Regions from separate parts of the Mus musculus genome. Here region 1 is linked to region 2. Evidence: chromatin loops called from intact Hi-C (ENCODE). Cell type or tissue: gastrocnemius. All regions are shown on one strand. Links, peaks and the distances in the headings refer to the core of each region. The heading gives the core; the rest is flanking DNA. Region 1 overlaps A730056A06Rik (RIKEN cDNA A730056A06 gene). Region 2 has its middle 33 kb from the start of 4930429H19Rik.

What was found. A loop is a pair of places that touch in the nucleus more often than their neighbours do. Peaks named below come from ENCODE experiments on the same cell type or tissue, not always from the same donor. Only the 100,000 strongest peaks of a DNase experiment are listed, where the experiment ranks them.
Region 1: a loop joins it to region 2, with 5 times the contacts of the local background. A loop is called at or near these places in 6 of 42 quality-filtered maps.

Annotation. Positions count from the first base shown.
Region 1 is chr7:73,323,870-73,340,033 of GRCm38, forward strand. All of the region lies in intron 1 of A730056A06Rik (RIKEN cDNA A730056A06 gene), which reads right to left. Among named protein-coding and RNA genes, the nearest start is that of 4930429H19Rik, 22 kb to the left of the region's middle. In gastrocnemius, for the core only: no CTCF peak of the experiment used is centred there; DNase peaks (open chromatin) are centred at 4,024, 8,012, 10,262, 10,778 and 1 more place; H3K4me3 peaks cover 761 bases; H3K27ac peaks cover 6,369 bases.
Region 2 is chr7:73,269,179-73,285,342 of GRCm38, forward strand. No RefSeq gene overlaps it. Among named protein-coding and RNA genes, the nearest start is that of 4930429H19Rik, 33 kb to the right of the region's middle. In gastrocnemius, for the core only: no CTCF peak of the experiment used is centred there; a DNase peak (open chromatin) is centred at 9,595; H3K4me3 peaks cover 995 bases; H3K27ac peaks cover 6,078 bases.

The sequences.
Region 1 (16,164 bases), core at 3,512-11,511, 53 kb after region 2:
GACCCCGCCCACTGGTGAGTTGCGGACTAGTCATTTCCCATATCTTTACTGTACTTTCCCCCAGTTAGGGGATGTAAGTGACCCCTCACCAGGGTGGTCAGGTTTAGAGCAGCTAGAGAAAGGTGCGGGATCCTGTCCTTCGTGGCATCTCCTGAGAATACGATCTTCATTTTCCCCTGCTCTGTTCTGAGGTATTCTTTGGCATTTTACCTTAGAACACTGTTCAAATATGGCCTGGTCTAAGAATTCTATTCTGGTTTAATTTCTGTCCTCGTGTTTTCTTTATTTTATTTTATTTAATCTTTAATTATTTAATTAATTAATATCTACGTAGGTACTTAGATCCTTCCGTGTCAACTCCCTACCTACTCCTTGGTTATTCCTACTCCCCTCTGTTGCAAAGTTTGGACCATTTAGCCCAAAGGCTTGCTGGATTTATCCAAGTGGGTGACCCATCCACACCTCGAATTTTTAGCTTTACCCTATCTCCCAACAATGTAAACTTATCTGTTCCCCCTCCCTGGGGGTCTTTTTTGTAGTTTTTTCACAGCTTTGAGACACTGGCCAGTTACAGCTAGCTGAATTATAATGATAATAGATGACAGTTGTTTAAGTAAGAGATGGGGGCTGGCGAGATGAGCCAGTGGGTAAAGGAGTCTCTTCCTGTCAAATCTGATGACCCGAGTCCAACTCCCAGGACTCACATGGGGGAAGGAGAGAACTGGCTTCCACACACAAGCCAACGCACACGCCTCACATCTCACACATGCATAACGAAAGTAATTTTTTTTTAAAAATCCAAGCTGGGTGTGGTGGCACAGACCTTTAATCCCAGCACTCCAGAGACGAGGCAAAGGCAGAGGCAGAGGCAGAGGCAGAGGCAGAGGCAGAGGCAGAGGCAGAGGCAGAGGCAGAGGCAGGCGGATATCTTGAGTTCCAGGCCAGCCTAGTCTACAAAGCTCATTCCAGGACAGCCAAGGCTACACAGAGAAACCTTGTCTCTAGAAACTAAAATAAAATAAAATAAAATAAATGCATTTTCAGGAGTCTCTCACCATTCCAGACAATCCTGACACTTTCAATACCTCTCCGCACCTCTTTGTTTGTAAGTGTAGTTGTTCAAACACATAACCACAGATACTGCACTGTCAATAGTCCAATGACTATGTGCAAATAGACATATTTAGTCCCTATTACAAAGGGTCAGGTATGGTTAGAGTTTGGAGATTGTTGAGTGAATATTAAATTGCTTCTCAGAAGTGCAGAATCCTTCTACTCATTATTGACATTATTACATGTGAAATGTTTTCTCATGCATGCCTCACTTTGCGATTCTTGAGGCTGTTGCTTTTCCGTTTGGTCTGGTCTCAAATTCCTGAGCTCGGATGCTGCTCCCACTTCCTGAGCGCTAGGACCACTGTGTAGCTCTGCCAGTCTGTAGATGGGTGGGCAGGTTGTCTAAACTATCAGTTTCACTTGGGGAGTGTAGACAGGGCATTCCAGTATTACTCTATGAGAAGAGGAGGTGGATCCGGTAAGGCTGACCGTCACTAGACTGTCTTTCTGGCCAGGATCGCCCACCCCCACCCCCACCCGCCATCACACAGATATCCTCTCCAGGGCACAGATGAGTAGCGCCCTGCCCTGCAGCTTAACAGGAATGTTATAAAAAGAACTGAGATGGCCAACATGCTCTTTAAGGGACTCTCTGTGCTAGAATTCTTGGAAACTATCTTCTCCTATTAGGTCTTTTTTAAAAGAGAGGACAGAGGTGCTGAAAAGTCAGGCTCGAATGCCAACTCGGTTCTCCTGATGCCTCACCTCCTGGTCTGGCCACTGTCAGCCACAGCTACCACCCCAGAACCTGGTCCCGGCGACATGAGCAGCATATCAACAACCTCACCCCACCCCCCCCACCCCTGGCCCAGGGATGGGTCCCTCTCTCAGTCATCCACAACCCTCTATGGATGCCAACATACTCAACATTCACCAGTATAAGCCCAGTACACAGTCCATGCCATCTAGGAGACAGTAGTAGCTGGCAGACAGAGAAATCTATGCTCAACCAGCTTTGACTCTGGGCTGATGACTAATCAGCTTCTGGGGGGGGGGGGGGCACGGCATCTTTTTTCTTGTTTAAAAAAGGCTTCAAGCGGGGCAGTGGTGGCCCACGCCTTTAATCCCAGCACTTGGGAGGCAGAGGCAGGCGGATTTCTGAGTACGAGGCCAGCCTGGTCTACAGAGTAAGTTCCAGGACAGTCAGGGCTACACAGAGAAACCCTGTCTCAAAAAACTAAAAAAAAAAAAAAAGGCTTCAAAAAGAGAGAACATTTTTAAATATTGAAAGAGCATTGTTACATAACTAACTGGTGACAAAAAGTGCCACTTCCCCTGCAGTCAAAGACCAAGCTTGACAAGACTCTTTCTACCGCCGTGTTTTTTCAGCTGTATCAAACTGTCTTGTCTGGTCCACCCACGAACGGAGCCTGCTCCGGAGCCCCTTGGGCTTCTCAGGCAATGAGCGAACTGGAGGTTTGGGACGCTGCTGACTTTGACTGCAATGAGTTTTGACGTGCTAAAGTCTGAGACAAATTTGGAATAGGAAAGCCTTCCCTCAGGCTCCTCCCAGGCCAAGACACAGAGCATCAGAAACACATGTTTTCATCTGAGCCTCCACGCAGCGGAAAGTGAAGATGGGCCGAAGTCCCAAAGACGGAAGTGGGGAAGGAGAAAGGTTCCAGGCGCTGTTAGGATGAGGACGCACAAGGTAGCCGCGGTCATGAGAAGAAAGATCCAAAGTTAATCAATAGAACCAGGGACAATACTGTTAAAAAGAAAAGGCGAGCCCCATAGCTTTTCAGGGTAAGGAGGCGAGCCCTCCTTCGGGCTCCACTGCAGGCCTTGGGCAGGAGCCTTTGGAAGGTACAGCTTGCGGATCGCCTGGGAGCCCGTTAGAAGTCAACATTTTCGAAATTCTATACGCTTATCGCGTGGGTAAAGTGTGAATGATTTATACCTAAAGTCAGCCTGGTGTATCCATCCATCTCTCCCTGCACTAACCGCCTTCACAGCATCTGTCTTACTAGAGCCATGTGCACACTATATGACCTGACTTAAGATGCATGCTCTGTAAGAAAAATACTTAACCCAAAACTCTTAGAATTGTTATTTAAATTTTGCCCCAAATATCCCATTTTTGGCTGCCTCCTCCTCTTCTTCTTCTTCCCTCCTCCTCCTTTAACAGAAGCAATTTTTAACTGAAGCCACAATTTCTAATTTTTGCTAGAGAGTTATTGACTAATTTGTGAGTCAAAAAGCTGGGTTTAGCCAGTTCCTGCTTTAGTGGAATGTGCCGTCCCCATCTTTCTGCAAATTACAAACACAGGGCTGTTGTCCATCGTAAACTCCTGGCTCAAGAAATCCAACTTTTCATCATAAATTCTGAGAGAAAAAGCTCGCCTGGGTGTCTCCTTCGCCTCAGCCTGTGTTCCCAGACAACTCACAGGCAACCCAGCCTATGGACGTCTCCCCAAAGGCTAACACTGCAGCTCTGCCAACAGCTGCAAGCTATAAATAGGACAGCTTGGGACAGTCGAAGGGGAGGGTCAAGAAACAAAATCTAATAAGTATTCAGATGCAATGGCCAAGAAAGCAGGGATGAAGAAGAAGAGAACTGGTGGAGAGCTGCAAACCGAAGGAACAGTCCACAGAAACGATGAGGAGCAGCTCAGCTGAGGGAAACTGAGGAAACCCATCAACCCAAGAACGACAGCTCCTTGATTAGAGTGGCTTTTTAAAATCTAGTTTTTGAGAATGTCATGCATGAATAGAATACGTTTTGATCAAGCCCATCCCATCTCCTCTTCCAACTCTTCCTTTACTGTCCCCACCCCTCACTGGTCCCTCCAGCATTGTATACTCTTTTTTAAACCCATTGAGTCTCCTTGCTACTGCCATCATGAGCATGGGTGTAGGGCCACTCACTGGAAGTCGGCCAGTCTATCGGTGTCCCAGCCAAAGAAAACTGACTCTCCTTCCTCAGTAGCTACCAATTCTCAACAGCTCCTCAGCGAGAGGCATGCCCCCAGCTATGCCCTACATTTGGCTGGCTTGATATTGTGCAGATCTTACCACGCTATTGTGCCTTTGGGTGGTGGGGAGGATGGGGACAAAGTCAAGCATCCAGATCCAGTGGCTCATTTGGGGCAAACACATAGGCAGCCTGAGTCTTTAGGGCAGTGACTTTCGCTAAACATGCTGTGTACCCCAAGTAGAGCATGGTTCTGCAAGGACAGCGCAGCAGCTTCACTATATCTTCAGTGTCACTTTCCCTAGCACACTGCATGTGCTTCCTTCCCCCTCACCATGGGGGGCTACAGCTCTGTTTCTTGTGGAAATAGTCCAGCAGTTCTCAACCTGTGGGTCACGACCCCTCTGGGGGTTGCCTATCAGGTATTTACATTAGGATTCATATCAGCAGCAAAATTACAGTCAGGAAGTAGCAATGAAATCATTTTCTGGTTGAAGTCACCGTAATGTGAAGAACTGTGTACTAAAAGATGGCTTTTAGCATTGGGAAGGTTGAGAACCACTGCCCTAGTCTGTTCGAGCAGCTATAACAAAACACCATCCACCAAGGGACTTAAAAACAACAGGAATGACCTACTTAAGGCTCTGAAGGCTTAGAAGCTGCAGATCAGGGCACCAGCAGAGTGGGTGCCCGATGAAGGCTTCCTTGTTCCTAGATGGTAGGGAGGGGCAAGGAACCTCTCTGGGGCCTCTTTTAGAGGTGTCGATCCTTTGTTCCTGGCTCTATACTCATGACCCAGTCACCTCCCTCGTGCCTAATTCTGTCACTTAAGGAATTAGTTTTAACATGTGAATTTGGCGAGTTCACAAGTATTCAGACCTCAGTACAACCTGAACACTGTCTTTATGTTAGTCTCTGTCAGGGCTCTATCCCCGGCACCTCCAGTGTTGCCTGGCCAGCTGATGTTTATGGATGAATGGATTGCTCCCTCAGGAAGACACATACAATTTAGAGAAGCCCCACTTAGGAGACTTTCTTTTTATATACATTCACAATTTATGACTTCTTTGTTTAGCCATGATGTCAGATGTTCCAACTAGAAGTATCTTCGGCTTGGGAATTATGAGTAAGCTGTTCCTTTGTAAAACAGCTGGGCTGCAAAGGGCAAGATGAGAAACTGCAGGAGGGAATCTGCTGTCTCTCCTACACATACTGGGTTTTTGTTTTGTGGACTTGGTTTTACTGGATTTGGTGTGTGGTGTGGTTGTGGTGTGTGTGTGTGTGTGTGTGTGTGTGTGTGTGTGTGTGTGTGTGTGTATGTCTGTCTGTCTGTCTATCTGTCTGACTGTGCCTGTGCCTGTATCTCTGTGTGTCTATGTGTGTCTATGTGTATCTGTGTGTATGTGTCTGTGTGTCTCTGTGTGTGTCTGAGTGTGTTTGTGTATCTATGTGTCTGTGTGAATGTGTCCGTGTGTCTGTGTGAGTGTGTGTGTGTGTTTCCATGTGTGTGTGTGTCTGTGTGTGTGTGTCCGTGTGTGTGCGTGCGTGTGTGTGTGTGTGTGTGTGTGTGTGTGTGTGTGTTGGTTATTTGGGGACTTTTTGAGACAGGGTGCCATGCATCCCGGGCAGTCTTTAAACTTTATGTAGTTTAAAGTTTACCCTGAACTCTGATCTTCTCGCCTCTCTACCTTTTAAGTGCTGAAACTACAGGCGTGAGATACCCAGAACATCTCCCGTTGGTTTTTTAATGTTCTGGTGCATTGGAATGAGAATAATGTGCAGATCGTGGACTCTTCCATTCCTAGGAACTACCTGCCTCTTCTTCCTGTGGGACTTTGCTTTCTGGAATGTAGGATTCACCCTAAGCCCACAGGAAGTGGTTCTTCCTCCTGCTAATCACGGGTATCACTCTGAGACTCTCTCTCTGAGCTGCACGTGTGAAGTGTCGCTCTGCAGGACTGACTCACACCCTTGGAGGGCCTCGACTTCTATTCTAACAGAATAAGCACCATCAGCCTGCTCGCTTCCTCCCTACACGGCCTGGAATGAGACACAGAGTGAAAGGGCAAGGCTGAAGGCATCTGCCCCCAAACAGAGCTCGAGGAGGTAGCGAGCCTTGTCTCATCCTTCACATCACAGTTCACACCTCATTGTTAAACCTCAAGCCCAGCTACGCACAGGCGCATTCAATGACTGCTTTGAAATGTCATGAGAGCCCTGGAGAATAAGAAAGTCTAGTTAGGGGTGGAAATCTCAACCTGTGTCTGCTGTTCTTCCTGTCACCCTGTCCAGTGAATTTTAGCCCTGCCTTGCCAGCCCCTAACATCGAATACGTCAATTCTTTGCAGTTAACATGTGCACAAGTACATGCATATATGTGTACATGTGCCCTACAAGTTTTGTTCTCTAGTGGTCCCTGACTAGCACAGGTGTGAACAAAGCCTACAACTAGCAAAAGCTGACCAGGGCAATACCTACCATTCTTGCTTGTATTGGTCCTATATGGTCAATGCTGAGCAAACCCTTCATCAATCTGATATCCTACAAAAGGGTCATGAGCTACGTAGAGTCTAAAAACTCTATGCACTGAGAACTCTACTTGCCACGCACACACTATGGGGAGATCTGAGTCTCAGAAGCAAGGAGGCTGGGGCTTATTTCAGTTACCAATGGATGTTTCATTCCGCAAAGAGTGTGAAGTTGGCCATGGACCTTACATGGGATGAACCAAAGAGGAGCGTCACTGGATGGGAGCACACAGTGATGCTCCCAGCCCCGTTCTGGCTGACACTCAGATAAATAGACAACTGTGTATGGACACCCTGTTAAGAGGAATTCCTCGGAGGAAAAGACATCTAGACTGTGGCTCAGGCCCTGCCCTGAGCAAGTCTTCCAGGCCAGTCCTAAAGGAACTTGAAGAGGTGTCATCAGTAGATAGGAGGGGGAGGCTTCAGGGATCAGTGTCAGGGTTCCCTAAGAGACACAGGGAGGAAGGTGGGTGCGTTGATGAGCTCCCTGGAGAACAGAGCAGCTGAGGACAGGCTGTTCCTCTGCAGGCGAGAACAAGCCAAGAAAAATCCTTGGCAGAAACACAGCTAAAGACAGCAACACGGATCCACGGAACGAAGTCTTAGCAGTGGGAACAACGTGGTTCTCGGTGACTTCCTATAGAAGCACGATTCTACCTACCAGGCTGAGCGGTCTATGCAAGAAGCTCACAGATCGCGTGGAGCCGGTTTGAAGGGCATACTATGTCCTAATTGGGAAAGGAATTCTAAGACTTCTCACATATCATGAATCAATGATGGGAGGGTTTGTGTGAAGGGGGACTAAGAGGAGAGGAGGGACTGATATTGGGATCTAAAATGAAGAAAGGACGGAAGGAAGGAAGGAAGGAAGGAAGAGAGTGGAGGAAAGGAAGGAAGGAAGGAAGGAAGGAAGGAAGGAAGAAAGAAAGAAAGAAAGAAAGAAAGAAAGAAAGAAAGAAAGAAAGAAAGAAAGAAAGAAAGAAAGAAAGAAAGAAAGAAAGAAAGGGAAGGAAGGTAGGAAGGAAAAGACAAAACAACATAACTCTCACTAAGTTTCTACAACAATAGAAGACCTACAGCAACAAGCAGGGTCAAGCTCAATGATATAATTCATTCCTTGGTTTCTGCAGAAGGTACTCAGTGTGGGGAATGAAGTCGTTACAAAAGTGATAGGCAGGCAGGCTGAGTAATCTGGGCCTGAGATTTTTAGCAACAATCCCCAGATAACAAGCTGCTCATGATGGAGGAGCCAGCTAACAAGAAGGTCAGTGTTTCCCCTGCTGATGCAAGCGACCTGAAGTCTGCTCTCTGAGTCCTTACCTCGTGACAAGGGAACCTCTGCTGTAACTGTTATAGGCAAAGCCAAAGCTCCCACAGGGCTGTAGTGACAACACAGCCCTGCCTCATGCTGTCCACTTGCTCCTTCTAAATCCCATGAGGTAGGTCTGCCTGGGGGAAGCCAGGCCACAGGCCAGAGCCAAGCTGTGAGGGACTGTGGGAAATGGAGCCTGCCCCCTCGGAAGCCCCTGTCGGGGAACATAGCTGGTCGCTCAGTGGGATCCATCTCAGATGACTTGCCGGGCGGGGATGTAACTGGGAACACTCAGGAGCAAGCAAGCAAACAGAATCAGGGACTCCGGTATCCCTGGGACATTAGGACTTGAAGACAATCTGCTGAAGTCACAGGAGAAATCATGCACGCGTCAGCTCCGCACGGAGCCTGGTGGGTGCCGGACATAGTGGCTGGCACGGGGTTTCACGGTGTGAGAAAAGGAAGTATATGTGCGTTCAAAGGAACACAGCAAGGTTCTCCCTCTCTCCTGCTGCCCACATCCAGATTCAGAAACACGGAGGCAGGAAATACTGTAGCTCTTGAGCTGGGAGGTGCTGAATTTCAAGATGACAAAAATACTTCCTTTTTACCCCTGACCCCTCCTTGTAACCACTGACATCACTAGGACAGAGCCCCGAGGCACTGGCTCTATAGATGAGTCATTTACCTTCAAGCTGTAGGCTCACTCTTGATAGCCGGGGGCTTTGGATAAAGTGTTAACCTCTCTGTGCTTTTGTTTCCTTTTCTGGGGAAAAAAAAGAAATACATAGAAAAGATCACTGCACACAGCTTCCTATATGAGTTAATATATATAAATCTGTTAACCAGGTGCCCAGTCTAAGGAACACTCGACCCCCACAGTCAAAGCTGCATTCGAGCAATGTGTTGTTCCCAGGGCACTCCACATATTAATGATATCATGGAGCAGACGCAGATACCTGCCCATGCACCAGGAAAGTGCCTGCTCCATCGTCAAGGCCACCTGGAATTCTTTTTATATATATGTATTTTTTATTAGGTATTTTCCTCATTTACATTTCCAATGCTATCCCAAAAGTCCCCCATACCCTCCCACCCACTCCCCTACCCACCCACTCCCACTTTTTGGCCCTGGCATTCCCCTGTACTGGGGCATATAAAGTTTGCAAGTCCAATGGGCCTCTCTTTCCAGTGATGGCCGACTAGGCCATCTTTTGATACATATGCAGCTAGAGACACGAGCTCTGAGGGTACTGGTTAGTTCATAATGTTGTTCTACTTATAGGGTTGCAGATCCCTTTAGCTCCTTGGGTACTTTCTCTAGCTCCTCCATTGGGGGCCCTGTGATCCATCCATTAGCTGACTGTGAGCATCCACTTCTGTGTTTGCTAGGCCCCGGCATAGTCTCACAAGAGACAGCTATATCTGGGTCCTTACAGCAAAATCTTGCTAGTGTATGCAATGTTGTCAGCGTTTGGAAGCTGATTATGGGATGGAACCCTGGATATGGCAGGCTCTAGATGGTCCATCCTTTTGACACAGCTCCAAACTTTGTCTCTGTAACTCCTTCCATGGCCACCTGGAATTCTAAAATAACCTTCATAACAGGATTTTCCTCTTTTTCTTCTCTCTTATTTTCTTGTTACAAAAGAATAGACGGGGCTCTAAAAAAGATCATATGTTAAGCTGTGATCACACAACTAGAAAATTCCGGAACCAGGTTTGAATCTTGTCCCGTTTCACTAAGGAATGTAGTGTTACTTCTACTCCATTCGCCCCTGCCAGAAACAGCCCGGGGAAGCCAAGTTAGGAGATGCATACGTAATTGAAAGGAGAGCCACGCCTGTGTTCCCTCCAGCTCCTGCTCACCTGACCATGAACAAACATGCTTCCACATTTCAATGTGGCCCTCTCTGCCCTTTGACAGACAGGCACTCAGTCTCCAAATGACAGTTGCTAAGGGATCCAGGAAGCACAGTTTGTCACTGTAAGTGATCTGGGGGTGGGAGTGGCAGAGGCGGTGGGCAGAGAAAGAACTGCAGACAGCTCAAGGCAGAGTTGGGGGTCCAAGTGTCTATCAGTTCAGCCATTCCCACTGTGATCCTCATACCCATGTGCCACGTGAAACAGCAGACGACAGACACCTCACTGCCTTCCACCCTTACAGGCCAGACACACAGACCGACAGCCGGAAGTAAGCATGGCATCCGCCCTACCCAAGAGAGAAAAAGAAAGCAAAGCAAGCCATTCCTTCCCTCTTAATGTACTGGTGGATGGAGGATTGCCTTTCTCATCAGGAGAGAACAGCAAGGCCTGTGAGCATAGGCTGTGTCGAGGAAGAAAAGTGGGTGCTGATTGGCCTTGAAGCTGACGCATTAAACTGGCTAGATTTCTCCTAACTCAGAAGTCTGCAGATGAGGCGGCCTTCACAGCTCTGCCTTGTGGCAGGGGAAATGTCGGACAGCAGGCTGGCAGGAGTACCAATAAGCTGGCCGTATTTGTCACTCTTGATCATTTTGTCATCCTGATTTTCTGCAAGCATGTATCACTTTTATAAATAAGAAGAAAGGTTAAGATGCGCACTGACTACTAGGGGGTCGGGGTCGTATGGAAAGGAAAAGCTTGCCATTTATGGAAAGCCAGGAGCCAACTGTGACTTCTCATCTAAAGGCGGCTTGAACTCATCACCGCATATCCTCGCAACTGCCAACTCCATAAACACGTTAGCTACAAATCACATTAATAACGCTCAGAAGAAAGCGAAGCTTTTATCTGGGAGCTCGCAGATGCCACCTTTGGGGGGTGGAGTCCTATTCCAAGTGAGGATAGCACACCCGTCTTTATATGAGGAGGCGATCAGCTACCTGCCCCATGCTGGCTCCTGAGGAGCAGTCACCGTGCCCTGCCCAGAACCTCTGATGCGCGCACTGTCCTGGGTTTTCCAATCCGATGCTAAGTCTAGCTCAGAAAGAGTAGTCTGTAACTGGTGTCATCCATAAATAATGAGGACCTGAGATTGCCTCAGATTCAAACACATGCGCTTATGATCTCAGCAGACGCCTGGATCATCACAGATGCTCTGTCCTAAAAAGGCAAGCTTGGGGCTCTGGAGCAGTGGAGGATGGATAAAGGCTTTAAAAGAAACTTTATCCCTGAGAATCACAGTGAAGCCAGCCAGTGTGCCCCAGCACTAGAGACAAGTCCAAGGCCAGTGGTCTTGGGAATAGTACTCTCTGAGGTCAATTAAGGTCATCCCAACTCCTTGGCAGGACCCGAGCATTTACTGAAGAGAAGCCCAGGGATCTTTTCTTTGTCAGCACTCAGGAGACAAGCGCCTGGAGCCAAGCCCCGAAGCTATCAGCAAGCCGTTCTTAGTCAAAGGCTGGCCACCTTCCAAGGCAAGGTCTAGGGACAGGTGGCTGCGAGTACAGCCTCCCTCCGAGCTTCATCCCCACAGGCATCCAGTTTTTCAACACTCCCAAGCAGGGCCTTCCAGAGAAGCCATGAGGCCCAAGTGACCCCTGATTTCAAAGGCTGCGGTGAGAAGATGGCACAATTCTTCCCCGTGTGTTCTTTTCCATAAGGTGGCAACACCGTCCCCACAATCATGGGCTAAGAGGCAGATGGGCTTTCACGAGCTGTGGAGAGATGAATCTGTCTGTTAACCAGCAGCGCAGCATTTCTGTGTTTGCTGCACACAGACTTCCTTAACCTAATGGAAGTGCCCTGCATGGACGAGTGGCCTTAGGCAGTAGTTAGGCTACCAGGGAGGCTCCTCCACAAATATAAGAAAGGCTTGCCTGTGTCACAACCCCTAATGAAGCCCCCATGCTCCCAGTCCCTTGTGCCTTTTCTTGGACCCAGAGGCTACACACCCCACTCTTGGCAACATCCTTCTAGAATCAGGTCCATTTTTCTGAAAACTGACCATCCAAATCACATTTTACCAGACCTCCTGCATAATCTCTAGTGACCTAAGGATGCTGTTGTCATGGCCTCCTGTGAGCACCTTAGGCTATGACAATGGCCTCTCAACACTGCCTCTAGAGCAGCAGCGGAACCCAAACAAACTCCGACTAAATGACAGAATCAAAAATCCCCAACCTTGTACATACATATCTCTCTCTTTTAATACCATTTGTATGGAGAGTTCTGAAACCACCCTGGCTACATTTGGATGGTGTTTCCTACCCTGGTTCTCTCTCTACCCTCCTAGCTCTTGAAATCACACCCAATACCCCACACTGCGATCAAAGAGGACACAACTACTGTGCACTTTGGTCCATTGCAAAACTGATCAGCTCCAATAAAAAGCTGGCATTTTACATAAAGTAGAAACAGGGCACAGTGCAGAGAGCACAGTGTGGTGTGGCTTCCTGATAGGCACAAGAACTTCAGGGAAATGGCTCTGACATTCACAGATGATGTCCTAGCCATTGCGCAAGGTCCTCTTTATGGAGTCTTAAAGATGATAGTTTACGGTCAGGTTGGCTGAGGTCTTTATCATCCAGCTCCCTCAACGAGCAACAGCCAGAAGCATCTAACAATGGTTTACTGAGTGAGTGCCTGCTTTAAACAGGGACCTGACGAATGAGATTTGTCTCCAAGGCTTTCAGATTTGCTAAAAATATTCTCTGCTTCACAATCAGGACTCTTTTAAAACAATAGATAAATTTTGCTCCAGTCTTCCCGCAGGAGCCCACTGGGTGAAAATGTACGTAGGGAAATAAAAGCTTCCTTCACTGGCCTTGCAGATTTTCTGAAAGACTTTGTCTCCAAGCTGGCTCAGGAGCGAGTACTCATTAGATGCAGCACACAGCTCTGACTCTCGGAGGCCCAGCTTCAGGGCACGCTGCAATCCATCACCCCTAGGAACCTGTCCAAGCTGAGCACCAGAGGCTGGAGGAAGTGTGCACGGCCACAAGTCTTCCTCCTCCCTACAAAGCTTTCCTAGCCAAGGGAACAGGACAGCTTGCTAACCCTTCTGACGCTCAATTTCTTTGTGGGCAAAGAATATACCAGGCCATATTGAGAATACTAAAGACAAGCCTCCTGAATGTGTTCAAGGAAGACTCCTTGAGTGCTTTTCTTCCACCTATGAATGGACTGGTTAAGACAGATAGACTACCATATGGATCTGACAGGAGAGATGGAAGAGGAGCAGGTAGGTAAGAAACATGTCAGGAGATTTGTCAGGCTGGGTGGCATGAAAATTCTTCACGTTGTTGCACAGGGCACAGCATCAGGTCTCAACACAACAAGCCAACAAGTCCCCTGAAGAGGACATTGACAACACAGATTCCTGAACCCAGACAGAATCCGAAACTGTAGCCTCAATAATATGCATTTCTGTGTGTATTTATATACTGTGCATGCATTATGCATGCCAGTGTGCATGTGTTTAGGCACACGTGTGCACATGCACATGAGACTCCCCAATTGCTCTTAGAGAGACAGGTTCTCTCACAGGAATCCAGAGCACACCAGTATAGCTAGTCCTGTTAACCATGGAGCTCCAGAGAGCCCTTGTCTCTGACTCCCAAACATTGAGAATATAGGCAGGTCGTCATGCTGAGTTTCCAGTGCTCCACACGAGTTAAGCAAGCATTCCCCCAACTGAGATAAATTCCTCAGCCCAGATCACAGAGCAGGCATCTTAAGTAAGAGCCCTGGTCTATAGGCAGTCCCTTGGGTTGCACTGCTACAGGGAGGAAAGAGTATCAGAGGCTAGAACAAGGCATTTATTGCTGGCATGGCCATGGCCCTGGCCACCACGTAGGCACAGGTTGGACATGGCTGATGTGAGACAGAATGGGATAGAGGAGAAGAAAGAGCCCCAGTTGTGAGAGGAGCATAGAGCCCAACACACCTAACACAGCAGGCACTGTGATGGCTAGCTATGCCACCAACCCCTGCAGTACCTGGCATAAAGAATGAACATGACAAGAGACAGAGGTGCCCGTTGGGGTAGGTGCCACAGGCCCAGCAGAGGAGTCTGGCCTGGGTGATGATCCTAGAGTCCCAGTGCTCAGGGCTCATCTGGAAAGGAGAAACTCCCTGAAAAGACCTGTAAAGGAAGAAGATGTCCTGAGGTACTGAGCATGCAGCCCATGAAGGCAGAGAGGGGACAGTAGGGTCCAAGATCATGAGGGGACAGTAGGGTCCAAGGTCATGAGGGAGTTGGGATCAGAGTTGCTAATCCATATAAGTGTCCGGCCAGTCAGCAATACTGCTTAGGAGAAAAAGTGTGCGATGGTGCGCAGCAAGAATGCTCTAGAGAGTAGGTATATGGCATGTACTCCCAATTTCAGATATGTTCACCTGACAGAGTTTGTCTCTTGCAAGTCAACGAGCTTGTGCCTGTTCAAATATACATAGAGAGGCTGGGATGGAGGTGCATGCCTATAATCCCAGCACTAAGTCTGCCTTAGTCTCTCACCTGTGTCCACTTCAGGAAAACACTCCTCCACGTGTTTGCCCCAGCAAAACCCCATCCAACGCAGCTGACTCTCCCAAGAACCCTTAAGTTTCCATTTCAGCCACTCCATGAGTGACCTAGACCATCATCAGATTGTAAAAGTTGACATTATTCTCAGCCTAATGCTTTGCAGTGTGAGTGAGCAGAAACACTAGAGGATCTACTCTTTGATCGATCCAGACCATGTGACCTGCTTTAGCCACTGCTGTATTGTTGGCAGATACAAGACGGGTAGTCCACCAACTTTGCCTGTGTGGTTTGCACTTGGCCCAGAGAGAGTGTTCTAATCACCCAAAGTCCCTGAAGTGGACTTTCTCTTGCATAACAGCTGCCCCAAGCCACCAAGACTTAAGAAGCTGGCCAGCCTCAACTTGAGCCTTGGGGTTCTGTAGTGCCCAGGCAAGGCCCAGGAGAGCAAAGTACACATCAGCAGAATCCAAACTGCCTCTCAGACCTGAGCCTATGAACAGAGTGGAAGACTGCGACGCCCACTGAGACGCTGGCTTCACAGGCACCCAGTGGCACTGCAGCCATGGATAACTAATGTCCCAGCTTCCCAGCCAGCAGATCCGGGAAAATGAGAACTGTTGCTTTATTTCAACTATATCATCTGGAGGTTCCAAAAATAATATATCCTTCACAAAGTTATCTTAGCATATCTCTTAGTACCAACTGAATTCTTCAACTGTGTCAGTCTATTTTTCTATTTGATGACTTGAAAGTTCTTTTTTAATGCTTTTATGTGCATACAGTAATTACTCAATAACAACAGGTCTCACTTGGGAAGCAGAGGCAGGCAGATTTCTGAGTTCAAGGCCAGCCTGGTCTACAGAGTGAGTTCCAGGACAGCCAGGGTTATACAGAGAAACCCTGTCTCGAAAAACAAAAACAAAAAACAAAACAAAACAAAACAAAAACAGGTCTCATTATCATCATACCTGTATTTGATGTATTTTGATCATATTTACTCCCACTACCCTTTCTTGTCCCACCCCTGCCCCATTTACAGATTCCTTTCTTCTTCCTAACCAATCCTCAGCACATTCTGTGTGTGTGTGTGTGTGTGGTGTGTGTTTGTGTGGTGTGTATGGTGTGTGTGTGTGGTGTGTGTGGTGTGTGTGTGTGTGTGTGTGTGTGTGTGTGTGTGTGGTGTGTGGTGTATGTGTGTGGTGTGTGTGGTATGTGTGGTTGTGTGTGTGTGGTATGTGTGGTGTGTGTGGTGTATGTGTGGTGTGTGTGGTGTGTGTGTGTGGTATGTGTGGTTTGTGTATGTATGTGTGTGGTGTGTGTGGTGTGTATGTGTGGTGTGGTGTGTGTGTGTGTGTATGGTATGTGTGGTATGTGTATGTATGTGTGTGGTGTGTGTGGTGTATGTGTGTGTCTGTGTGGTATGTGTGGTGTGTGTGTGTGTGTGTGTGTGTGTGTGTGTGGTGTGTGTGTGTGTGTGTGTGTGTGTGTGTGTGTGTATCATTAGGTATCCTTACAGGGGCATGGGTGAGAGGTTGTTCCCAGAAACCAGAAACCTGAGCACCTTGCCAACGATGCATAACCATGCAATAAGGGGATGGTAATAAATCATTTATTAGATGAGTGTCCACTTCGAGTATGCCGATGAGGCATGAGGTCTCTCTCAACCCCCACCCTTCTCCATACATGTGGTATGGAATCATGGCTCACATCAGATCCCTGAAGCCTCTTGAGATCACTTAGAGAGTCTGCCCTCCAGTCTGGTCCTGGGTGGCACTGCAAACAACCCCACCCACACCCCCTGCCTCTGGGGAGTGGCAGTACAGGTCTCTTTCCTGGACCACCTCTT
Region 2 (16,164 bases), core at 5,067-13,066:
GAAAGTACTCTGTTGAATAATAACCATGGACTGGAGGCTCATTTGATAAGATGCTTGCCTTGCAAGCATGAGGTCCAGAGTTCCATGCTCTAGAACCCACGTAAGATAGGCAGATTCCCTGGGGTTCACTGGTTAGCCCTCCTGCCTTACTTAGCAAGTTAGCTCTAGGCCAGTGAGGTGGATGGCTTCTGATCTCAGACCCCTCTGCACATGTGAATACATGCACATAAACAGACGCACAAGCATGTATGCACACAACATTAAGAACAGAAATTACACTAAACCAAAGCTGTCAATGCCGAGTTCCAAAACTCAACCTCCAGCCACTGTCTTCCTCCATTGGAAAAAAAAAAAAACAACAGTGCAGTATAGATGCCTACAAGCCAGGGAAAGCAGGGCTCTTGCTCTAAGCTAAACTGGTTTGGGGACAACAGTAATAAGAGTCCTCCCTGATTTTTCTGCTGCTGCACTACGTAATTTATGAGCTCGTCATATACAATTTTCATTTACTCAAGAGCTATCTTGCCCAACCTTTCAACTGCAGCTAACTTTGTACAAGATGAAAATAGCCCAATCCATCATGATGATAGAAATTTTTCTGTCTTCCGGGCCCATCCTGCCAACAAAATGCCAGGAACCTCACTGCCTTGGATGGCTTATTCCTGTGCTTTAGATCCAAATTTCATTAGGACTGTGTAATAGCATGTCCTGCCCACAGGCTAATGCTTGCCACATTTGCAAAGCTGACCACATCTGCAAGCACCAAGCCACCTGCTCATGGGAGCAGGCCTCCTCAGCAAGTAGAACATGGAAGGCCCTGCATGATTTTACATACCCTCCACCTAGTGGAGCCTAGAGCAAAAATTCTAAAACGAAAGTAAAATGGAGTATTGTCAGGCTGAAATGGGGATATTTCAGGGACAACAGTTTAGATGAAGTCACATTCCCGGACAGATTTCCTGGACTCCTGTACCTAGGTATTCATAGGTTGTTGATCACAGTTGCCATTCTTCTGAGAGTGGCCTTACGTGACTCCTTGGCCTCCCTGAGCCTCTACTTGTCTGTAAAAGGAGCCCAAATGTGTGAGCTTACAGGCCAGCCGTGAGCATAGGATGAGACAAAACACAAGAACTGCTTTGCCCAGGGAAACACAGTCTCTCTCTCTCTCTCTCTCTCTCTCTCTCTCTCTCTCTCTCTCACACACACACACACACAAAATACAGTTATGTATTGTGCACTTTTGCACTCTGTAAAAACTCACTCATCTTTATGCATTCCTATATGACTATGGCTTTCCCTAACGAGTCAATCATTAAAGCCTAGGCTATCATTTATACCTGCTCAGTGCTGTATAATATTCCATTGGGTAGCAGGACCATAGGTTAGCCTACTGCTGATGAGCATTTGTGATGGTTCCAGGTCCTTCCTCTGACAGAAAGTGCTGCAGTCATCATTCTCACACAGGCACACATCATTACGCGATTACCAAGGTGTGCGACAAGAAGGACTCTGTGGGCCATGGGTTACACATCCTTCTGACTTTATTTACTCTGTTTTGACTTGATTATAGTGTCAAGTCGTTTTTCTGAACATCTTGTTCCAGTTACACCCTGGCTTCCTAACTCATGCCAAAAACACTGCAAACACCTTTGAGGATTGCCATTCCTGTTAAGCAGGGACCGCTGGGGGTTTGGAACACTAACTTAATGGGTCCCCACACCAGCCACCTGGAAATTCCAAGTCACAGACCTTCACCAGGGGATGGAGAGGTTCGTCATGTTCATGATTTCTGACAAAGATCTCCTTAAAAATAAGCGGTTTTGTGGGCCCCAGGCTTTGGGGATAAAACTTCCGCAGAATTATCATGTCCTGTCCTACCCAGGAGTGGAACAGTCTGTAACAGCTGCTGTTTTCCTCAGAGGGACAGTGGCTGACAGCCTCAGATTTCACTTCCAAACCATCTTTACACATACACTCAGGCTCTGCCTGCTGGACATACAATGTCTGATGTCTCCACATGAGGCAGAGGTTTTTTTTTTTCCCCCAGCTTGTTTGACCTGTGCTGCTTAGCAGAAAGACCCCTGCATTGTAAATGCTCAATTCAATTTCACATAATAGAACTAAAGTGTGAGCCCAATGGCTAACAGTAAGTATTCTGTTGACAAAAATCCGGCTCTTCCTCCTTGACAAGACTACATTTCTCAGCATCCTTTGCAAGGTGCTATGGCCATGTGACTGAAGTCCAGCCAATTAAATATGACCAGAAGGGCAATTTGCCACTTCCAAACCTTTCCCATGCATCAACACCTCCCAAAGATCCTGCACTCTCCTTTCCTGGAGGCTAGCTGAACGCAGTCTCATCCCTTCCAGTGTTACCTGGGTTCACAAGAAACTAGCAGTGACACTTTTTGCCCTTGAAATGTTGGCATCTGTCGTAGCTATTGCTGTTGTGGCGGAGAGAAAACCTCAATATGGAACCCGGATTGACCTGGTGGCATCTATTAAAGACCAGATTTTATCTTTGAAGCACACAGGGCAGCTTAATTGCTTCCTTGCGTGCCGCATGTGCAGAGATGAGCACATTTAGGGATTTGCTGCTGATGTGCTTAGGCTAGCCAGCAGGGTTTTGAATGGTTTTGCTAGGGTGTAATGTGATTTTTCTATATAGCGCATGCATACCCACTGACTGAGGACCAGATCATAAGGAACAGAGACACTGACTGGAGCTTCACTATGCAATAGTAGGGTATATTAATTTATTTGCAGCAACACATTCCCCAGGTTTTAGTGGATTAAGGCAGTGATGGTTCTCCTCCATTATTGTAGTGGGTTAAGAGTTTGGACGCAGTTTGACTGTCAGGCTGCAATAAAGGTGTAGTCTGAGGGTGGGTATTAACTCTAGGTCCCTTCACAGGACTCCGTTCCTCAGGGACCACTACGCCAAGAACTAGCTCCTCTCCACCTATGGGGGCTTCCTTACAACCTGGCACTAGGTTCATGGTCTAAGCTAGACAATATTTTATGCCCGCAAGCAGCCTAAAAATGAAGATTACCAGTTCGCTTGTAAGTTTTCTGAGCCTAATCTCTAAATTTTGTTTTTCTGGTCAAAATATCTTAGTTGCATTTAAACCATCTCCACTATTTCAGAATCCAATGATAAGTGTGGGAAAACGTGAGAGCTTACATCCTCATTGCAACTTCCACTGAAAGCAAGGGAGCTGCCCCCCCGTTCCAGGGCCATACCTCGGAGAAACAAATGCCCCATGGCCTAAATCTCATTTGTCAGCACTTAGCAATGTTCTTCCAAACTCCAGCTCTCATCCAGCTGATTCTCTAGTGCAAATGTGGAGATTCTGAACACTTGCTCACATAGGAGAGACCTGTCCCTTGTTTATGCTAATATGGAAATTCCATCTTTGTGTTTCTCAAACAATAGGGAAAACTATGCCTCTATTTTGTAAATATACTTGTTAAAAATTGTGCTGTGGGTATATAATGGATGGAAAGTAAATATCATGCATTGTTTACTAAATAGTAAAATATGCTTAAAATTTCTTAAAATTGACTTTATATAACATGCAAGAATGACAATAGGGATCTTGGGGATGTTTGTTTTGCTTTGGGGGATATCTCTTGCATGACAGAGAATCCTGGGCAACAGCATGATCCCCAAAGACAGTTTTAGGCTCCAAGTTCTCTGAAGTATCCCTGTGCCCTAGACATACATCTCCCTTCTCTCTCCAACTCACATGGCCATGGATAAACTAGCTACACTGGCAAAGGCCACTCCCCCAGGAATTAGTTCCATGTTTAGGTCTCACACAGTTATGTCTGGACACAGGGTAGTATCCCAGGGAGCAGGCGATTTCTCCCACACTGGGCCAGCTGTGGCAGCATTTCATATTTGACATGGCTGAAGGATTCCATCATTTATGTTAGCCATGGCTTATTAAAATGCCTGGGCTTGCAGGAGATGTTATTTTCACAACTGTTCAGCCCATAGGACTTTCATATGGTGGTTAGAATGAAAATGACTGCCATAGGCACTTGAGGAGTGCCACTATTAGGAGGTGTGTAACTTTATTTTTTTTCAAAACCTATTTCTAATGATAGTTCTTAAATGCTTTAACCTCCCTTCTAGGCTGCCACCCACTAGGGATAGTGGAAAAGAAAGTATACAGGGAAAATGGACCTGTTTAGAAATGGTTCTTTGGAGTAGATCCCATCTGTGTTGTTAGGAAATCTGTTGTTCAGTTGACAGGGCAGCAGAGGCAGATTGATCCGCTCGTAAGCACTTCACGGATATACCAACAGTCCAGTTCAGTAGTGTCAGGATAGCAGCAGCAGTGGCACAACCTAGCAGGAATGGCCAGGCCTCAGCCGAATCAGCAGGAGGCAGCAGCAAGAACCAGGAGAGACACCAGAAGTTCTCTGCTGTGCCTTTCTCAGTGAAGCAAAGATCAGCAAAGACTCGAGACCAACAAGCACTGCACAGCTAGCTCTATAAGAAAGCCTAGCCCATGCATCATCACTTTCGGTGGAGTCCTATTTACACTTCCTCCAAACATCACCCTTCACCCGTACTTTATAAATGCAGAAACAGAAGTACAGAACAGCTCTTTTTAACTTCCCCCAAGATATTCCAGCTTGAGTGGGCAAGTAGTTCCTTGAGTCGAGGAGCTGGTGACTATTGAGGGACGTGGATGAGAAGATGGGATATGAAGATATGAAAGATATGATTCAAAAGATATGAAAGCAGGAAGAAGCTGGATTGTAGCCATCTGCACATATCATGTTAGGAATTCACACACAATTTAACGAACCCTGAAAAAACAAAAGATGATGCAGGGAGCTGGAAAGGACTCCAGGAAGTTGGTGCCATGTCCCACATGGAAAATTTTAGAGCAAGCAAGGTTGGGGGTGGAGTTCCAGGAAGCTAGTCAGATGATGTGCCCTGAAGTGGGAGATAGGAGCCAAGGTAATTCCAAGAGCCATTGGTATGGTAGGTCTAGTCAACCAGGCTCTACTAGCAGACATGATTGATTAACAGAGGTGAAGCAGGAAGGGACAAAACATAAGAGGGGACTTCCACAAAATCATGGGTTCCATGTCAATGGTGTGGACTACCAGAAGAATTCTATGAGAATGTTCAGTAGGGACTAGGTCTTATCTTCCACTATTTGTGGACAGAAGGCTAACTCAAAGTCTGCTGAAAGTTTACTCTCTTAATGTGACCAGAATGTTCCCAGGGACTGGCTGCCTCATCCACGTAGTGTTTGGGAAGAACTGTTGTTTGCTGTGGAAAGCACTGCTGTGGAGAGCATTGTGCCTGAGTCCTCCTAGCCTGTGTGCCTAACCATTTCTTTTTAATTTTTTTTCACATAAATGGATGTTTTGCCTGCATGTCTTAGCTGTGTGCCTCAAGCATACCTGATATTCTTGGAGGACAGAGGAGGGCATCCAATCCCACGGGGGCTGGAGTTACAGATAGTTGTGAGCCATAATGTTGGTGCTGGAATGGAACCCAGGTCCTCTGGGAGAGAAGCCAGTAGTCTTACCAGCTGAGCCATCTCTCTGGCCCCGTGGATTCCACTTCAACAGTGACTGGTTTTGGTCCTCCCAGGAGGGAGTTCTGATCCCACAGGCCCTGGTGAAAGATGACTAGATGAACTTCGCTGGACTATTCTTCCTTTACTCAACATCCTGAATTTTCTCTTAAACCCCAACTCAGATTTGATCCCAGACATATTTGCCCAACACTTTAAAATCACATGTGAGATATTAACGAAATTTAATCTGTATCTGTCTTATTCTTTCATGCTTAACGCATTCGCACACTGTGGACAAACAGCTACTTGAAATCCAGAAAGCCTTTTTTGGACATTTTATCTTTTGTCTCACACATAGGAAGGAACAAGCTGCTAAATATAAACAAGCTTTTTCTCTAGGAGGTTTAAATCTGATTTTAAAGGTGTTTTAAGACAGAAGTAAGAAGGGGATAAAAATTCAAGAATAAGGGGGCTGAAGAGATGACTCAGTCAGTAAAGTGGTTGTATGGACCTGAGTTTGGATTCCCTAGCACCCAGGTAAAAAGCCAGATGTGCTAGCATAGACCTACAATCCTAGCATTGGTGAGGCAGGGACTGGGGGCTTCCTAAAGCTCACTGACCTGCTAGTCTTGCTGAATATGTGAGCTTCATGTTCAAAAAGAGAGCCTGTCTTAAGAGATAAGGTAAATAATGATAAAAGGAAGACACCCACATCTGCTTCTGGCCTCCATATACACGTGCGCAAAATGTGCACATGTGTGTTCGAGCACACATACATATATACATACACACAGACACACACACACAAACATATACATACTCGTACACTTCAAACATACAAAAGCAGAGAAGGAAAGAGAGAGAGAGAGAGAGAGAGAGAGAGAGAGAGAGAGAGAGAGCGCATAAAGCATTGTAGGAAAAGAAAAACTGAAGCACTAAAGCCAGGGGTGTGGTGGGAAATACCAAGGTCACGAACACCATGCCCCATCGCTACCCCATTGACTTCGTGTCTCTCCATGGGAAAACACATTTTCTCAGTAGATAAAATCACTTGAAGATGCCAAAAGAGCAGACACGCTGAGTGACAGGGCTGCTACTTGGTGGATATTTCCAACCATTCCGAAAGGCTTATCTGTTAGTCACCCTGCTGTCCTGGACTGACCTGTGCCCCGCACCCCCCCCCCCTCCGGGGGTTCTGTCCCTGCAGGAGAGATCGCTGCTGGTGCATGAACTGTTTGAGATTAAATTATTTTTATTTGGGAAGTTTGCCCCTTCTCAGGAGAGAAACAGCAGAAGTAACTCTGACTCGGTATTTATTTTACAGCTGCTGACACATCCCAGGGTTATGAAAGATGTCTGCATTCTTTCCCTCTCATTTAGCCAACACTTTGGAGAACTCACTTTTGGGCTCTGCTCTTCGCTGCTCTCTTTCTTTCGAGAACAGACTGACCTTGGCGGTCTTCTTTTCTGCTGAGTCATGCACCCAGCACCCACCCCTGAGCCATGAGCTTGTGGAGATTTGAGGCGCTAAGTAGCCAAGCAGCTGAAGCAAGTGCTTCTGGAAGGAGGAATCCTCAGCTGGAGAAACTTAGGGCAAAATGTAGCTTTTGTATCCAGACCTAGGATCTCCGAGCCCCCTCTCCCACCTCCAGTCTCTCTGACCACAGCCCCAGTTGTTTAGGGACTGTGGGACCCCCCAGTGACAGAAGGGTCTCTTGAAGAATTCACTTGGGCAACTGGATGATAACCAGTGTATATTACTTTGGGCTAAAGTCAGTATTTTGTAGATAAAAGTTATTCTCATAATACAGTGTACACCAAATAACTGAAGCCAGATTCACCAATCTGACCAGGACAGTAAGATAACAGGGCAGGAGGTGGTCTGTTTTAGTCAATGTTCAATTGCTGTGAAGAGACACCATGACCACAACAACTCATATTAAGGAAAGCATTTAAATGGGGCCAGCTTACAGTTTGAGAGGTTTAGTCCATTATCATCATGGTGGGAAACCTGGCGGCATCCAGGCAGACATAGTACTGGAGAAATAGCTGAGAGTTCTATATCTGGATCCGCAGGCAACAGAAAGAGAGAGACACTGGGCCTAACTTTAGACTTCAAAATCTTAAAGCCCACCCCCAGTGACACACTTCCTCTAACAAGGCCACAATTACTCCAAAAAGGCCACACCTCCTAATCCTTTCAAATAGTGCCACTTCCTAAGTGTTCGAATATATGAACCTACAGGAATCATTCTCATGGTCCAAAAAATGTCCTAAGCCATCTCACTTCAACTGTTCCATCTTGTTTGTATCAGCTCCTCAGCTCTTATGTACATGGAGATATTTAAAGGGGATTTGCCCAGAGATTTTGATCTGCTGAAACCAGCTTTGGTGACATATCGTATATGCATGCACATACACACACATACACACACACACACACACACATACACACACACACACACACACACACACACACACACACACACACACACACACATGCAGGAGAAGAGCTGTATGATGGTTGCTGGCTGGTTTTGTTTTGGTTTTTGGGTTTATTTTAGTCTTAGACTAAGGAACTATCATCATTTTTTTAGTATGTTCTTGATGCTACTTACTTATTAATATGCCCCAAGGTTCTCCCACATAAAACTTGAAGTGTCTCAGGAGGGGAAAAGCATAAAATAGGAAAGCTGTCAGAAAAGAACATCACAACCAAAGAAATGTAATTTGTATTGGAAAGCATAGGCAATCCTTCAAGATGTCGCCAAGGACCCACCATCCTTCATTGTCTGCGTCTAACATGCTCTGAAGTTAAAATTCGGGACAGAAATGAGGGTGCACACAGTAACCATGTCAGGAGGATATAATGAACCTCATTAAGTATATTCCTAAAGTCTTTCAGTCTCCCGGGAGTCTTGGAGCTCAGTGTGGGAAGAGCAAATGAGACATCCAAGAAAAAGACAAAATGTATTGTCAGGTGGTGGTGGCGGTGGTGGTGGCAGCTGTGCCCACCTTTGATCCCAGCACTCAGGAAGCAGAGGCAGGCTGATCTCTTGAGTTCGAGGCCAGACTGATCTATAAATTAAGTTCCAGGACAGCCAGGGCTGTACAGAGAAAGCCTGTCACTAGAAACAAAACAAAGCAGACAAAGCAGGTTGACATGGTCTTCAGATAGAAAGCACCCATCCCTGACAGACATGCCAGTGATCCCTGGGTAACACTACCCTCTGTGACCAATGTGACCAATAGATGTCTCTTTCTTCCTGGCCAACAGCAGGGCCCACTTTCCCTATGCAAGAGAAGCAGGTATCTTTATGCTTAGCTGAGCTTAAGGAGCACATTTCAAACCCAAACTCACCCACCAAGAGGTTTTCCTAAGAGGCCCAGCAATCAAGACGCCCCCTCCCCTGGAAACAATACCAAGCAAACTAGCCATCAGAGAGGAGAGATCAAAGTTTGTCTGAAAACCATTCTACATGACTAGCCTCTGCCTCAGACAGACTAGACCCAGATTCCTCATCTTTAAAATTCAAGCTCCTTCATAAATGGCAAGGTAAATATACACACCCTAGGGTATACTGGGAGAGGCTGAGCATTAGATGCATACAGTAGTATAGAATACATTATGGGATGAAATGTACAATTAAATTGGAAGGGTGCCTACCCAGAATACATGAAGCCCTGGGTTCTATCCCCAGTACTACATAAGTAGGATATGGGAGTGCATCCTTGAAATCCCAGCACCATGGCGGAGGAAGCAGGAAGAACAGAAGTTTAAGATCATCCGCAGCTACTTGGCTGAGAGCAAAGCAAGCCTGGGCGACCTAAAACGTTGCCTCAAAAAACAATTTTCACCACGTCAAAAATACTGTCTCAGAGGTATCATCTTTCATATTACAAAGTATTTTCTATTTTTCATTTTTCAACTGTAACAAATGACAATGTGAACCCTGTGCTCTGCGCTCTCATGTGAGCCCACTGACACGCTGTGCCAGCCTCCCTCCACTGATACACTGTGCCAGCCTCCTCCCATCCTTCCCAAGCCAGGCTCCGGGTCCTCTCTGCCCATAGCTTCTTGTCAGTCCTGAGTATTTTTAGACCTGGCTGACTGGCTCCTCTTTTTCAAAAGGGCAGGACGAGCGCTTGGCACCAAGGATAGCAGTTTTCCAATTTGAAAAACAAGTCTCTGGTTTTGTGGTCACACTGACACTCGGAGAGGCCAGTTGGCTGCACCTACAGACCCTAAGCTGTCCTTGTAGAGCAGTATCTTTCAACCTGTGGGTCATGACCCCTTTGGGAGCCAAATGACCCCTTTCACAAGGGTCGCCTAACACTATCAGAAAACACAGACATTTACATTACAATTCATAACTAGCAAAATTGCAATTATGAAGTAGCAATGAAAATAATTCTATGGTTGGGGTCAGCACAGCATGAAGAACTGTATTAAAGGGCTGCGTCCTTAGGAAGGCTGAGAAGCACTGCTGTAGATGCTGGCTGGACCACCTTCTCTCCCTGTTGCCCATGCCTTACTCCTCAAGAGCACCTGAGGCACCCAGAAGAAGAGTACAAATGCTCTGCAAAGCAACATTACTTTTATGTCACTTGTTTTGTATTCTCCTGCCTCCCCTTCCCCAAACTACTCCCCCACCCCCATCCCCACCCCCAGGCTTTATAAATTTTGCTTTTTCCTCTGCATGACTATGGAACTTTCTATAAACCAGTGTCATAGAACTTATCACATGATTTCCATTTTTTAAAATTCTGTTTCCCCTGTTGAAATGACTGATAGTTATCTTTATATCACCAACTCCTAGCACCAACAGCAACTATTTGGCCAACAGGACCCCACTCCCTCCTCCCATATCTATGGCAGACATGACTAATCAATCATGACTTTCTTTGCTACTGAGCCTAAGTAAAGATGAGTTTTGACACAGTGACTGCAACAACTGGAAGTGGCAAAAGAAAGAGAGAGAGAGAGAGAGAGAGAGAGAGAAAGGAAGGAAGGAAGGAAGGAAGGAAGGAAGGAAGGAAGGAAGGAAGGAGAAGAGAGGAGAGAAGAGGAGAGGAGAAGAGAAGAGAAGAGAAGAGAAGAGAAGAGAAGAGAAGAGAAGAGAAGAGAAGAGAAGAGAAGAGAAGAGAAGAGAAGAGAAGAGAAAAAAGAAAGAAAGAAGAAAAAAGAAAAAAGTTTAAATCCTAATTGCAATCAAACTTTGCATAGTCTAAAACCCTGTAGATGTGCCATTAATTTTTTTTGTATTGATGAAGCTTTGCCAGGTTTCTGAAAATAAAAACAGCAAACTAATAAAGTAATGCAAATGCCTACATGCTGAAAACTAGGACAGGTACATAAACAGCCAGTTGGCAAACTCAGATATGGAACCAAAATATCTTCATGGAATTCACCCAAATTAGCTCAGTGAGAATGATGTAAGTGCACTGGGATCAGGCATGTTGCTCAAACCAATTAGGCTGATGAACTGTATTGTCGATATGTGTTGGCAAGAAGTTCGGTGCTGAAATTTTGACATGCATGATCTTGCTAGGATCACAGGGTTCACAAATAAGTATAGGCAAAAACATTAAGACAGTACTAAAACCATCTCCGAACATCTTAAGATGAGTTGGCCAACAGAATTTCACAGGAAGAGACACTCAGTGTGGACGAAGATTAAATGCTTTTTATTTATACAGTAAGGCAGCTAAGGAGACACTGGTGCAGATCTTGTATTTGGTAGGAACAATAATGCACGCTGGGGACGTGGCCCAGTGGCAGCTACACAAGCATGAAGCCTGATCAGAGCCCCTGGGACCCACATAGAAAGCCAGGCACAGTGGTGCACACCTGGATTTTCAACCCGGAGAGGCAAAGACAGGAGGATCCCAGGGCTTACTCACTGACAGGCCAGTCGAGCCAATCAGAGAGTTCCTGATACAGTGAGAGACGCTGTCTCAAAAAACAAGATGAGGGATGATGATGGAAAATACCCAACACTGCCCTCTGACCGTCACACCACACACACACACACACATGCACACTCTCTCACACACACATACACAAGCACACACACCACACACACCACACACACACATACACACACACCACTCATATCACACACACACATACCACATACATACACACATATACACACACACATGCACACTCTCACACACACACATACACAAGCACACACCACACACACACACACCACACACATCACACACACACATACCACACACATACACATACATACACACACACACATGCACAGCACACACACACACACACACACACACACACACACACACACTATACTTTTCAATTCAGACTGAGTATCTCTTATCTGAATTTTATAGAACCAAACGTGTTCAGCGATTTTGATTTTTGGTTTTGGCATTGGAATATTTGCATATGCATAATGAGATATCTTGAGACTGGGACTCAAGTCTAAACACAATTTATAATTTCAAACATAAGTTATGTCTTTCATGTACACCTTATACATGTAGGCTGAAGATCATTTTATACATTTTAAATAATTTTGTGCTTTAAACAAAGTTTCAAGGTATGAAATTTTCCACTGGTAGCATAAAACTTTTCTAAATGTTGGCACGATTCGGATTTCAGATTTTTAAATAAGGGATGCTTGGATTAGATGTGAAATCTACATTTTTAAAAGTTTCTAGCTCTGAGACGGGGCTTTATTCTTTAAGATGCACGATACTTTTACCACAATTGGCCCTTCCTGTGCTTCCATGGTTTTGCTTAGCTCATGGAGATTATTATTTCGCTAGGAGCTAACCCTAAAGTCACTTTCAATGAATTAGGATCATTTCTAATTTTTTTTAAATATTCATGCCATGATTATTAATCTTAGTTGTCAGCTTGATTGGATCTGAGATCAACTGAGAGAAACCGGTCTAGGCTAGTCTGTGAGGGTACTTTCTAGAAAAGTTAGCTGCAGGGGAAGACCCTTCCCAGTGTGGCTAGCTCCCAAGACATAAATAGGTCTGAGAGGAAAGTGGGCTTGCCCACCGTTCTTTTTTTTTTTTTTTCCACCGTTCTTTAGTCCTTGTTGATGCGTGCATCTACACTACTGCTGCTGCTGCTGCCACCACCCCCATTCTTCACTGTCATCAGAATCCAGCTTCTTTAGCTTTCCCAATATGAATACCAGCAGCTCTCCAGAAGCTCCTAGACCCCTCCTTTCCAGATTGGGATGGCTGCAGCATCCAACATCACAGACTGAGCAGCTGCAGGGTTCTCAGCCTCTTCGGTATCCAGGTAACCATTGTTAGAGGACCCAGACTGTGTCATATGAGCCAATCCAGTGACTCCCCTCTGTAATATAGTCCTTCTGTCACTTATGTTGCTCTAGGGCAGTGTTTCTCAGCCTTCTTGATGCTAGCACCCTTTAGTACAGTTCCTCACGTTGTGGTGACTCACAGAATAAGCATTATTTTCACTGCTACTTCAAAACTAAATTTGCTACTGTTATGAATTATAATGTAAATATCTGATATACATAATCTTATATGCAACCCATGTGAAAGGGTCACTCAACCCCAAGGGAGTCTTGACCCACAGATTGAAAACTGCGGGTCTAGAGAATCCTGACTAACACACGTACTTAGAGTGCACCCCCTCACATTCAATTCTGTTCGTCTTAGACAGCTCGGATATTAATACTTTTAATATATTCCCAAATGTGGAGCCTACAGCTCTAACCTGCACCTCAATATCTGCCTAGAAAATGGGTTGGAACCTCTGCAGCAAGTTCATATTGCAAGCCAGTCCCTCCTTGTCTGTGACATTTGAGTTTATCAAGTGAGCACTGGAAACATGGCCAGTGCCTGTAAGGTACTGAATTTTTGTTCTGTTTTGTTTGAGACAGGGTTTCTCTGTGTAGCCCTGGCTGTCTTGGAACTCACTCTGTAGACCAGGCTAGCCTTGAACTCAGAGATCTACCTGCCTCTGCCTCCTGAGTGCTGGGACTAAAGACATGCGCCACCATCACCTGGCATATCATCTTTATCTTATGGTAGTTAACTTAAATTTAAGATGTAATTTAACTATTAGGAAATGTTTAGGTATGTTTGAAGAAAGAAAAACAAAACATAGACATCTAGATTGCCCAGGCTGGCTTTGAACTTACTGCGTAGTTGGGGCTGGCAATTATAATCTTCCTGACTCTGTCTCCAGAGGAGTTGACATGGGCTTTTGTCACCAGGCCCAATTTCAGTGGTAAATTTCATAATTTCTCAGTTCAGATCTAGTCTATCTAGCAAAATCCCATCTCTGAACTGAGATGGTATTTATAGACCAGAGAGTGGGCATCACAGAGGTAATGCCAAGAGAGTAAACATTTCTTTATTAAATCTTACATTGAGGGCATGTTGTAAGGATAACAGCTAACATATTGATGATAAATGAAAACTATGTTATTAAAATTAATTTCACTTGTTCCTGGTTACTCATTCAATGGCCACTGGGCCTCGTGGTACACCTCCATAGTCCTAGCACTCACGAGATGAAGGAAGACCATAGATTTGAGGCCAGTCTGAACTGTATGATGAGATTCAGACTTAAAAACAAAGAAAACATTAAAATGGGAGATGTTTAAAAATAAATAAGCAGCTTTGTGATCTTGGTTCTACATTAACTCAGAATGTCCTTGAGCCAGTGTGTGCTTACGGAGTTGGACCACATACATGTATGATGCTCTGTATTGGAAGGGTCAAAACAGGATGTGCCACCTACAAAAACCAACCCTTTGTAGCCACGATAACTCAGTGTGTGCTTAGACACTTCAGGCTGGCAACAGCACTGTAAGCTATAGTTATACACATATGGATAACTTGTATGCTGGTTACACTGGTCAACTCTACAACCAAATACCTGACAAGAAGCAACTGAAGAGAGGAAGGATTTATTTTGGCTCAAGGTTTGAAGGGATCCAGTCCACTGAATCTGGAAAGGCATGGCGGCTAGTAGCTCTGTGGCAAAAGAAAACACAGACCAAGACTCCTCAAATCATCTCATGTCAGTGGAATAAGAAGCAGAGAGAGAACAGGAAGCAGGGATGGCTATAGACCTCAAGGTCAGCCTACAGTGACCCATTTACTCCAGCTAGGTCCCACTGCCCCCAACCACACCCTGAACTGGGGACCACATTTTTCAAACAAATAGACCTGTGGGGAACATCTTACACCCAAGCCATCCTTTGAGCCTGTCCTTTGGCTGATATGATGGTTAATCTAAATGGTCATTTTGATGAGATCTAGAAGGATATCTGGGAGGGATTTTCGAGGATAGGTTAACTTCTGGGCATGCCCATGAGGGAATTGTCTAGGTTAGGTTATCCTGTGAGCCTGCCTGTGGGAGATTTTTTGGATTGGGTTCATTAAGATAGGTAGACCCGCACACATGGTGTACAGTCTCATTCTCTGGGCTGGGATCCTGAACAGTAATTAAAAAGGTAAAGTTATGCCGAATACAGATATTCATCACTCTCTGCTTTCTGGTTGGGTGCCTCAAGGTCCTGCCATCAAGGCTATACCTTGAATTGTGAGCCAAAGTTAACCCTTCCTTCCTTTGGCTGTTTTTGTCAGGGTATTTCATCATAGCAATAGAAAAGTAAAAAGACGGGTGAGCCAGGTGAGACCACAGCAGCCTGTCCAGTGTCCGATGGCTGATGCTTTAAACAACAGCCCCGGGACCCAGGTTTTCCAAGGCTCCTGTCTCACTTAGGGTTTTACTACTCTGAACAGGCATCATGACCAAGGCAAGTCTTATAAAGGACAACATTCAACAGGGGCTGGCTTACAGGTTCAGAAGTTCAGTCCATTATCATCAAGGCAGGGGCAGGGAAGCATCCAGGCAGGCATGGTGCAGGAGGAGCTGAGAGTTCTACATCTTCATCTGAAGGCTGCTAGTGGAAGACTGACTTCCAGGCACCTAGGGTGAGGGTCTTAAGTCCTCACCCACTGTAATACACCTACTCCAACAGCGCCACACCTCCTAATAGTGTCACTCCCTGGGCCAAGCATATACAAACCATCACAGCCCCCCTTTTCATCTCTTCTCTCTTTACCTGTACAAGATATTATGTGGGTTAAGTTCTATTAGCTGGGACTCACTTTGCCCCACCTATGAACTGCTTCTCAGAACACACCACAGCTCTGCCCAGTTTAGCTGTTGGAAATCAGAAAGCTCAGCAGATCCCCCCCCCATCCAGCTCTGCAAGTACATGTCATGGGTGAGAGCTTACACTCTGGGGTCCCAGAAAAGGGTCTATAATGAAGGGAGAGCCCCTAGGTCCATGTTTGCTAGGACTCATCTTACGTGTAGCCTTTGATGATGCTTAGGGGAACCATCATTCTAGGCTGCTATGATCAGGCAGCATTGTTTGCCTCTTAGTCCAACAAAAATAAGGGCAGAGAACAGGATTTTGGATGTGTCTAACAAAGCTGTTTCAACCCAGAAAATGGAGTGTGAGGGGTGTCATCACCTATTCGTCACAGCATATCTCTACTGAGCATGCCTGGGAAACGCCACTCTACCTGAAGTGCTTGAGAGCCATCACAAAAGCATTGTTTGGTGTTTCAG